Regions from separate parts of the Homo sapiens genome. Here region 1 is linked to region 2. A link is an interaction called in ENCODE POLR2A ChIA-PET data of the cell type or tissue named here. Cell type or tissue: PC-9. All regions are shown on one strand. Each heading gives the region's core, and the rest is flanking DNA. Links, peaks and the distances in the headings are about the cores only. Region 1 has its middle 130 kb from the start of THY1. Region 2 has its middle 100 kb from the start of NECTIN1-AS1.

What was found. Peaks named below come from ENCODE experiments on the same cell type or tissue, not always from the same donor. Only the 100,000 strongest peaks of a DNase experiment are listed, where the experiment ranks them.
Region 1: POLR2A ChIA-PET joins it to region 2 with 5 read pairs; 5 of 35 experiments call an interaction of 5 or more read pairs at or near these places.

The regions. Positions count from the first base shown.
Region 1 is chr11:119,548,925-119,553,321 of GRCh38, forward strand. No RefSeq gene overlaps it. Among named protein-coding and RNA genes, the nearest start is that of THY1, 130 kb to the left of the region's middle. In PC-9, for the core only: no CTCF peak of the experiment used is centred there; a DNase peak (open chromatin) is centred at 1,607.
Region 2 is chr11:119,607,027-119,611,423 of GRCh38, forward strand. No RefSeq gene overlaps it. Among named protein-coding and RNA genes, the nearest start is that of NECTIN1-AS1, 100 kb to the right of the region's middle. In PC-9, for the core only: no CTCF peak of the experiment used is centred there; no DNase peak of the experiment used is centred there; H3K27me3 peaks cover 790 bases.

The sequences.
Region 1 (4,397 bases), core at 77-4,076, 58 kb before region 2:
TGACAAGGTAAGAGCAGAAGTTGATGAAGTAGAGAACGATATCAAGAAAAACAAAAACAATAAGAATGATGAGTAAAAACAAATTTTTTTTGAAAACACTCACAAAATAAACTTCTTAAAAATGCTGATAAAAGAAACATCAAGAACACAAGAGAGCATTTCAAATAACCAAACTACAGAATTAAACAGGGGCTAAAACTAATATTTTAAAACATAAAATAATACTAGAAAAATTATACACATATACAACTATATACATTGGAAACCTAGATGAAATGCACAAATTTCTGGAAAATATATAATGCTGAAATTGATACAAGATAAACAGAAAACTAATAGCAAAATAGACAGATTTAAATGGTAATTATAAAAATCTCCCTGCCACCTTGAAAGTCCAAAGGCTCAGGATATTTTATAGGTAAGGTCTACCAAAATTTGAAGAGACAGCTAATTATGCACATTATATATGTTCAGTGTTTCATATTCCAATTATACCTCAATAAAGCTGAGGTAGAGGAAGAAAAAAACCCAACTAATTGGTATGTAACACAAATTGTTGCAGAAATAGAAAAGAAGGAAAGCTGTTCAGGCTGTTTCATGAACTTGATATAACTTGTATAAACTTGATTCCAAAAAAGAAAAAGATACAATATAAAAAGGAAATGTTAGGCCCCCTTTTTTTTTTTTTTTTTTTTTGAGATGGAGTTTCGCTCTTGTTGCCCAGGCTGGAGTGCAATGGCATGATCTTGGCTCACTGCAACCCAATCTCCGCCTTCTGGGTTCAAACGATTCTCCTGCCTCAGCCCCGCCGAGTAGCTGGGATTACAGGTGCCCGCCATCACGCCCAGCTAATTTTTGTATTTTCAGTAGAGACGGGGTTTCACCATGTTGGCCAGGCTGGTCTCAAACCACTGACCTTGTGATCCGCCCGCCTAGGCCTCCCAAAGTGCTGGGATTACAGGCGTGAGCCACTGCACCCGGCCTAGGCCACTTTTATTTACAAATATAGGTATAAAAAGCTTCAGTAAGGTATCAACTGAATCTAAAACTATTTTTAATACATAATTTTTCAAATAATATAATACTAAATAACATGAAACATCTAACTACTGACATACATAGTATAATTGGATCCTTACTGTTCAGTGAAAAAGTCAGTCACACAAGACCACATACTATATGATTCCATTCCTAAGAATTTTAAGATAGGAAAATGGATTTGTAGCGAGGGAGTTCAGAATTGTTACCTTGAGGGTGAGAGGGTTGGCAGTGTAAACTGGCTGAGAGCATGAGAAAGCCTACTATATTGCTGGAAATACTCAGAATCTTGGTCTGAGTGATATTTAAATGTGTATACATATGTAGAAATTCATCAAGTTGTACATCTAAGATTTGTGTAATTTCCTGAAGTAGTTTATGCTACAATGAAAAAAATAGACTGAATGGAAAGGATTTATTTCAGTAATGTGAAAGTAGTTCAGTATTAGAAAGTATAGTATATCAATGTAATCCATCACTTTAAAGCAGAAGTTAGACAAGTTTTTCTTGTTGAAGGCCAGATAATAAATCATTTAGGCTTTGTGGGCTAGCTGGTGTCTGTCTCCTTATGCAACTCTTCCACTGTAGTGTGAAAGCAGCCATAAACAATATGTAAATGATGGGTGTGGCTCTGTTCCAGTTAAGCATTGTGAAAAACAGGCAGCAACCCAATTTGGTCTACAGCCTACATTTTGTCAACCCTGATTTAAAGGAATAAAAGAGAAAAATTATAGGGTCTCCTGAGCGGATGCAAAAAACTTCTGATAAAGTTCAACACTAAAAGTTGAGCTTTTAAAAAACTCTAAGGAAACTAGGAGCTTTCTTAACTTCATAAAAATTAGCTAACAAAACCCTGCAGCAAACATCATGCTTAAAGAAGACACTTTTTATGTATTCTTATTAAGGTCGGGAACAAGAAAGTAACATCCACTGTCACTGCTATGCTGTTCAACAGAATAATGAAGGTCATGACCCATGCAATATGTCAAGAAAAAGAAATGAAAAATATAATATTGGTGCCAGGTGTGGTAGCTCATGCCTGTAATACCAGCATTTTGGGAGGCTGAGGTGGGCAAATTGCTTGAGCCCAGGAGTTGGAGACCAGCCTGGGCAATATGGCAAAGCCCCATCTCTGCAAAAAATACAAAAATTAGCTGGGCATGGTAGTATGTGCCTGTAGTCTGTAATCCCAGCTACTCGGGAGGCTGAGGTGGGAAGATCGCTTGAGCTCGGAAGGTGGAGGTTGCAGTGAGCCGAGGTGGTGCCACTGTACTCCAGCCTGGGTGGCAGAGCAAGACCCTGTATTAATATATATATATTATATTAGAAATAAAGATAAAATAGTCACTATTTGCAGATGATACAATAATTTAATGAGAAAACCCAAACAAGTCAACAGATGAACTTTTAGGACTATTCAGAGAGTTTAGTAAGGTTGCCGGATTCTAAATCAAAATAGAAATTTGAATACAGAAAACATTAATATCATTGATAATATCCATGGACAAATCCAGGTGTCTTTTTTTTTTCTTTTAATAGAGACAGGATCTCACTATGTTGTCCAGGGTGGCCTCAAACTCTTCACCTCAAAAGATCTGCCTGCCTCAGCCTCCCAAAGTGCTGGAATTATGGGTGTGACCCACCAGGCCTGGCTCAAATCCGAGTTTGGAGGAGTGGAAGATTGTGCAATTTGGGGAGCTGTCTTTCAGAAAAATAAAATAAAACTACAGATTCAAATTAGGTATAAAATAAATGTTTATTTAGAGATAGAAATCACAACTAATTATAATTTCTAAAAACTGAAAAATATAATGAGCATGACAACAGAAAAGCAACATTAAAAAAATTAAATGCTATCTTTGCACTTTTATGTTCAGATATCCAGTGAGTCAGGAGAGTGGCTGGAATGAATTCCAGGAATTTCTGAAAGTCACTCTGACACCAAGACATCTAGCCGTGACTTAACGAGACTTGGATGTGATCCTGAGGCACATAAATACATCCCATCAACCCCAAGTTAGTGTATCCCCATCTCAAATTCCTCTTAGCTGGAGCTCCAAAGCACTTGTGATCACTCCAGTGCTGTCCGACGTTTAGGGGAGATGTTATGGAGGGGAACTTGGGATGGAAAGAGACAGCAGCCTTAACCAATTGTAGTTAAAATACTTTACTTTTTAATTAAAAGTAAAATACTTTACTTTTTAAATTGTAGTTAAAATACTTTACTTTTACTTTTACAATGATAGAGGCACTTTTCTAGCCCCTCCCAGGATCCTGGAAAGGAGAATAAACTTGCCTCTGATAATGGCAATGAAGACCACAAAGTTCCTAAGAATTAACATAACAAAGAAGGCCCAAGAGCATAAAGGAAAAAAAAAAGTAAACTTTACTAAAGGCCATTATATAAAAGACCTAAATAAATAGAAGTACTATATCCATGTTTGAGATGATTTAATCTTGGAAAGATGCCTATTAGCCCCAAATGAATTTCTACATTTAATTAAATTCCAGGAGGGTTTTTGGAGAATTAAACAACTTGATTATAAAATTTGTAGAGAAGAATTGAGATCCACAAATAGCAAATCCAATTTTAAAGGAAAAACAAAGAGGCAACATTTGTTCTGCTGATAATCAAACTATGATGACAAGGTCATAATAGTAAAAGCAGTGTGTAATTGGCATAGGGATAAACAGGCTGAAGAAACAGTGTAAGAGACTAGGGACAGATGTAGACATGCATATATAAATTTAGTAAACAAAAACAAGTCTGAATTTAAAAACTACAAGGGAATGCAGCACGGGATAGACACATCACAAATCAGTGAGGGAAGGATGAGTTGCTTAGTACAGAGTGTCAGGAAGAGCGGTTCACAGTTTTGGAAAGAAGTTAAGTTGGGCTCCTACTTGATACAACATTTAAAAAAAATCCAACTGGAGAAAGACCTAAATGCGAAAAGTAAAATTATAAACAATAATATTAATAAAAGAAAATGTATTAAAAATAACTCTGGCCAGGTATGGTGGCTCAGGCCTGTATTCCCAGTGCTTTGGGAGGCTAAGGCAGGTGGATCTCTCGAGCCCATGAGTTCAGGACCAGCCTGGGCAAAATGATGACACCCCATCTCAACCAAAAAAAAAAAAAATTAGCTAGGTGTTGTGGCACACCTGTAGTCCCAGCTACTTGGGAGGCTGAGGTAGAAGGATCGCTTGAACTTGGGAGGTCAAGGCTGCAGTGAGCCAAGACTGCACCACTGTAGTCCAGCCTGGGCAACAGAGCAAGACCCTGTCTCAAAAAATAAATAGATAAATAACTAAAAATAAAAATAACTCTGAACCTCAGAGTTAGTATTTTTTTATTC
Region 2 (4,397 bases), core at 284-4,283:
TGTACCCCAAGTGCTCTCAGTTTGAGGTAATCAGCATACCAGAGCTGAAGAGCTGAATATTTTGGGGTGACATTTCCTGAACTTTTTTTTTTTTTCAGAAACCAGGGAAGCCAGAAACCCAACCTACTTTCTCCATCTCTCAAGGCCTCCCCAGTAGCCAAGACTTCTCTGTCTCAAGGGTCTCACATCCCTTGGGGACCAGCCTCCCCAGAGGTAAGGGACAGTTTTTCCCTTTTAACTTCAGCTCATGCTGAAATTAAATCCTTTCTTTAGTTCTTTTAGCGCTGCCAAAGACAGGCTGGTATTTTCAAATATAACTGTATCTGTTAAAAGCTAGAAAATAGAAATAGAAAATACAAATAGCAGAATCAGTTTTCCAAAGGGCAGATTCTGAGTGCTAGGAATCCTGGAAGAAGTAGAAACTCTGTTTTCTAAATTCCAAGCTACACAATAACTTTTCTCTAACCTTCCAAGAGCTGGGACAATTCTACCCCTGCCCCCATGAGATAGATGCCTCAGGTGGAATCTATAGAAGCAGAATTGCCCCAATCTTTTTGAGGAACCCCTTTGAGAATAGAGCCTGGCACATAGCAGGTGCTCAGTAAATATATGGCATCCTATTTTCCATCAAGTGGAACAGTTTAGCAGGATATTTATTCCCTCCTGGGAGGAATAAGAAAGACCCCCCAAAAACAAACCCTTCTGTAAATTAAACCTCTTGGATCTAAGCCTTCCCTCATCCCCATTACCTAAGCTTCATCCCTAAATCTTGCCAGTTTCATAAGAGGCTGGATAATGTTTTTGAAATAGTAAACCTCCGTGTTCCTATTGCCTGGTAGCCCTGCACCCACTGAGTCAATGACATCGATGCCTCTGGGGAGGGCGGCTACAGCCTAGAACAAAGAAGTCAATTGAGTTGCTGAATGGATTTTTTTTTTAACTCGAGGCAGATGCAGATACAATAGTCTATGGGCAAAGCGATTTTGATTTGCAAGAGCTAGAGCTTAAGAGAGAAACAGTTTAGCTTTAAATTCCAAGAAGGCTTAGTTTAAACTCAGGACTGATCATTGAATTTCTGAAAGTTAACCATAGAGTGTCTGCAGATGTAGTAGGTGTTTAAGTGTTGATTAAATCAACCTTTCTCCACGTGCAAAAATCCATCTATGTGACTAAACTTTTATTCTCATGCAATGCTTTAATGAGTAGTAGTGGTTAACATTGTGATTACCTTGTGCTACGTACTGTGCTAAGGGTTAGATAACTCATTTAATATTCTCAACAACCTCATAGAAATGGTAGCACGATTATTCCTACGCTCAGATGAGCTCATGTCGATTGCCTGCTACCCAGCTATAACAATGCCTCTCTTTCAATCAGTTCTCTCACTTCTGTTTCCATTGCTCCTTCTCCATCCAGGTTCTTGTGCGTGCGCTTCTCTCTGCTGGGAAGATCCATTGACACCTTGTCTCTTTGGAGAAATCAGACCCCCTTGTTCTGAGGCTTCCAGAGACAAGTAATCATATCCTTTTCCATGCCCCAGCTAAACCTGTGCACACACAGGTTTTCTTTTTGCACTTTATATACAGAACATTACTGTAATTATTTGTGTACATTGGTCTTATTGTTTGCTCTGACAGTAGTGGGGTTTTCTCCGTATCTTTAGAATCTAGCAAATGCTCGGCACGTAGTAGGGACCAATGATTATTAAATAAGTGACTAAATGATGGATGAATGGAGGAAAATAGTTAACCACAGAGCAGAGACCTGAGGGTAGTTGCCCCCCCACGCAGGAAAGGCTTCCTGGGAAATTGGGGAGCCCAAGGAGACAGGCAGAACCATTGTTTGGAAGGAGCTGTTGGGTCTGGTCTCCACCTCTGCCTCCTTTTCTTTTCACTTAGAGGTCAGAACTCCAGGGGGTGATAGAGACCACAGGTGCGTCTGCTCAGCCCCAGGCAGTTTATGCCCTGCTTCCTTCTGGAACTCTCATAATATCCTGCACCAGCAGGGAACAGACAAGCGGAGCAGAAGGTGCCTTTAGGCAGTGCGATGCCCTGAGATCCTTGCAGCTGATCCTTCCCCATAACTCCCTTCAGGTTCCTGGCCTGTGGCTGGTACCAAGGAAATCTGGAGTGGCCTCCAATCTGAGAGATGAGGACTAGGGGGACAAGTCAGGGCTAGCAGGAAGGGAGCAGCCCAGCAATCAAGATAAATAATATTTAAATGCAATACTTAAAATTGGCAAAGTATGGCTCATGGGATTTCTGCCTAGTTTTATTTTTAATTCTTTTATTTATTTATTTATTTACTTATTTATTTTTTGAGACAAGGTCTCAGTGTTGCCTAGGCTGGTCTCGAATTCCAGGGCTCAAACAATCCTCCTGCCTCAGCCTCCTGAGTAGCTGAGACTACAGGCGTGTGCCACAGTGCCCAGCTGTTGCCTGTTTTTTTTTTTTCTGGTTTTGTTTTGTTTTGTTTTTGTTTTTGTTTTTGAGATGGAGTCTTGCACTGTCGCCCAAGCTGGAGTGCAGTGGTGCGATCTCAGCTCGCCGCAACCTCTGCATCCTGGGTTCAAATGATTCTCCTGCCTCAGCCTCCCCCGTAGCTGGGACTACAGGTGCCTGCCACCTTTTTGTATTTTTTAGTGGAGACAGGGTTTCACCATATTGGCCAGGCTGGTCTTGTGTTGTGATCAACTTGTGTTGTGAACAACTCCTGACCTTGTGTTGTGATCCACCCAACTCAGCCTCCCAAAATGCTGGGATTACAGGCATGAGCCAATGTGCCCGGCCTGCCTGGTTTTATGAATAAAATTTTATTGGAACTAGGGCCAAGATTAGAGTGAGGTGAATGAGACGGGATCATCCATGTGCAGGGTTGGATCCGCCCTCTAAAATTTGATATATTGTTCTCATTTAAAAAAAATTTTTTTAATTTATTTATTTAGAGACAGGGGTTTGCTCTGTTGCTGGGGCTGGAGTGCAGTGGTGTGATTATGGCTCACTGCAGCCTTGAAATCTTGGGCTCAAACGATCCTCTTGCCTCAGCCTCCCAAGTAGCTGGGAGTATAGGCACGTGCCACCATGTGTGGCTAATTTTTTAAAATTTTTGTAGAGATGGAGTCTTGCTATGTTGCCCAGGCTGGTCTTGAACGTCTGGGCTCAAGCAGTCTCACTGGCTCAACCTCCCAAAGTGCTGTGATTACAGGTGTGAGCCACCACACCCAGCCCAATTGCTGAGTTCTGGGGCTATACCTTACATTCTGTGCCTGCGGTGAGTGCCTTGGTTTCCTTGCCCCAGTCTTGGCCTAGGAGGTGGGACCTGTGTCAGAGGAGCTGGGGGAGTGGTAAGGGCTGCTGCCTCTATAAGATGCCTTTGCTTTTTGACAAGAGCACAGGCTGGATTTCAGTTTCTTTCACCATCTCAGCAGCCCCCTCTGTACAGAGTACAGTCTGCACAACTTTACGGGGTGGCCATGTCTGGAGAACAGACTACAGATTAGTCCACCCACAGGTAGTCCACTGCAGAGGCAGATGCACCACGAACAGAAACCAATGCCCAAGACCATTGAGGACAAGCTACCCTTCAGCTTCCCTTCTGGGGAGGCAGGGGGAGCCCCTTGGCTGGGTATGGTGCAATCTCAGCTCACTGCAACCTCCACCTCCCAGGTTCAAGTGATTCTCCTGCCTCAGCCTCCCAAGTAGCTGGGATTACAGGTGTGCATCATGCCTGGCTGATTTTTGTATTTTTAGTAGAGACAGGGTTACATCATGTTGGTCAGGCTGGTTTCGAACTCCTGGCCTCAAGCAATCCACCTGCATGGGCCTCCTAAAGCGCTGGGATTACAGGTGTGAGCCACTGCCCCTGGCCAGTGATTTGTCTTTTAACTGCTGAGTTATTAGACTTCTTTATATATTTTGTATACAAGAATGTTATCAATGGCTTCCTTTTGTATAGAGGATGCATTTCAGTCCCTTCAGCTGGCCTGCAAGTTTCTTCCAGATCTAACCTGATTTCCTTTACTGCTGGCTTTATCTCCTGCTACTCCCTTCCTTTTACTGATAACGCTTTTTCACTTTTCTGTCCAGAAAATGCTTTCTCTCACAACTGGCCTTTTGTAGATGCCATTCCAAGAACATTATTGTCCCTTCTTGCCTGGCTAAAATCCACTCACTCTCCACTTAAGGTTCTTCTCTGTGGGCTAAAAGGATGGTGCAGGCCGGCCATGGTGGCGCAGGCCTGGAATCCCAGCACTTTGGGAGGCCGAGGTGGGAGGATGGCTTGATCCCAGGAGTTTGAGACCAGCCTGGGCAACATAGTGAGACACTCTCCCAAAAAGGTTAAAAAAAATTAAATAAATATTAAATTAAAAAATAAAAAGATGATGCAGCAGGCAAGCT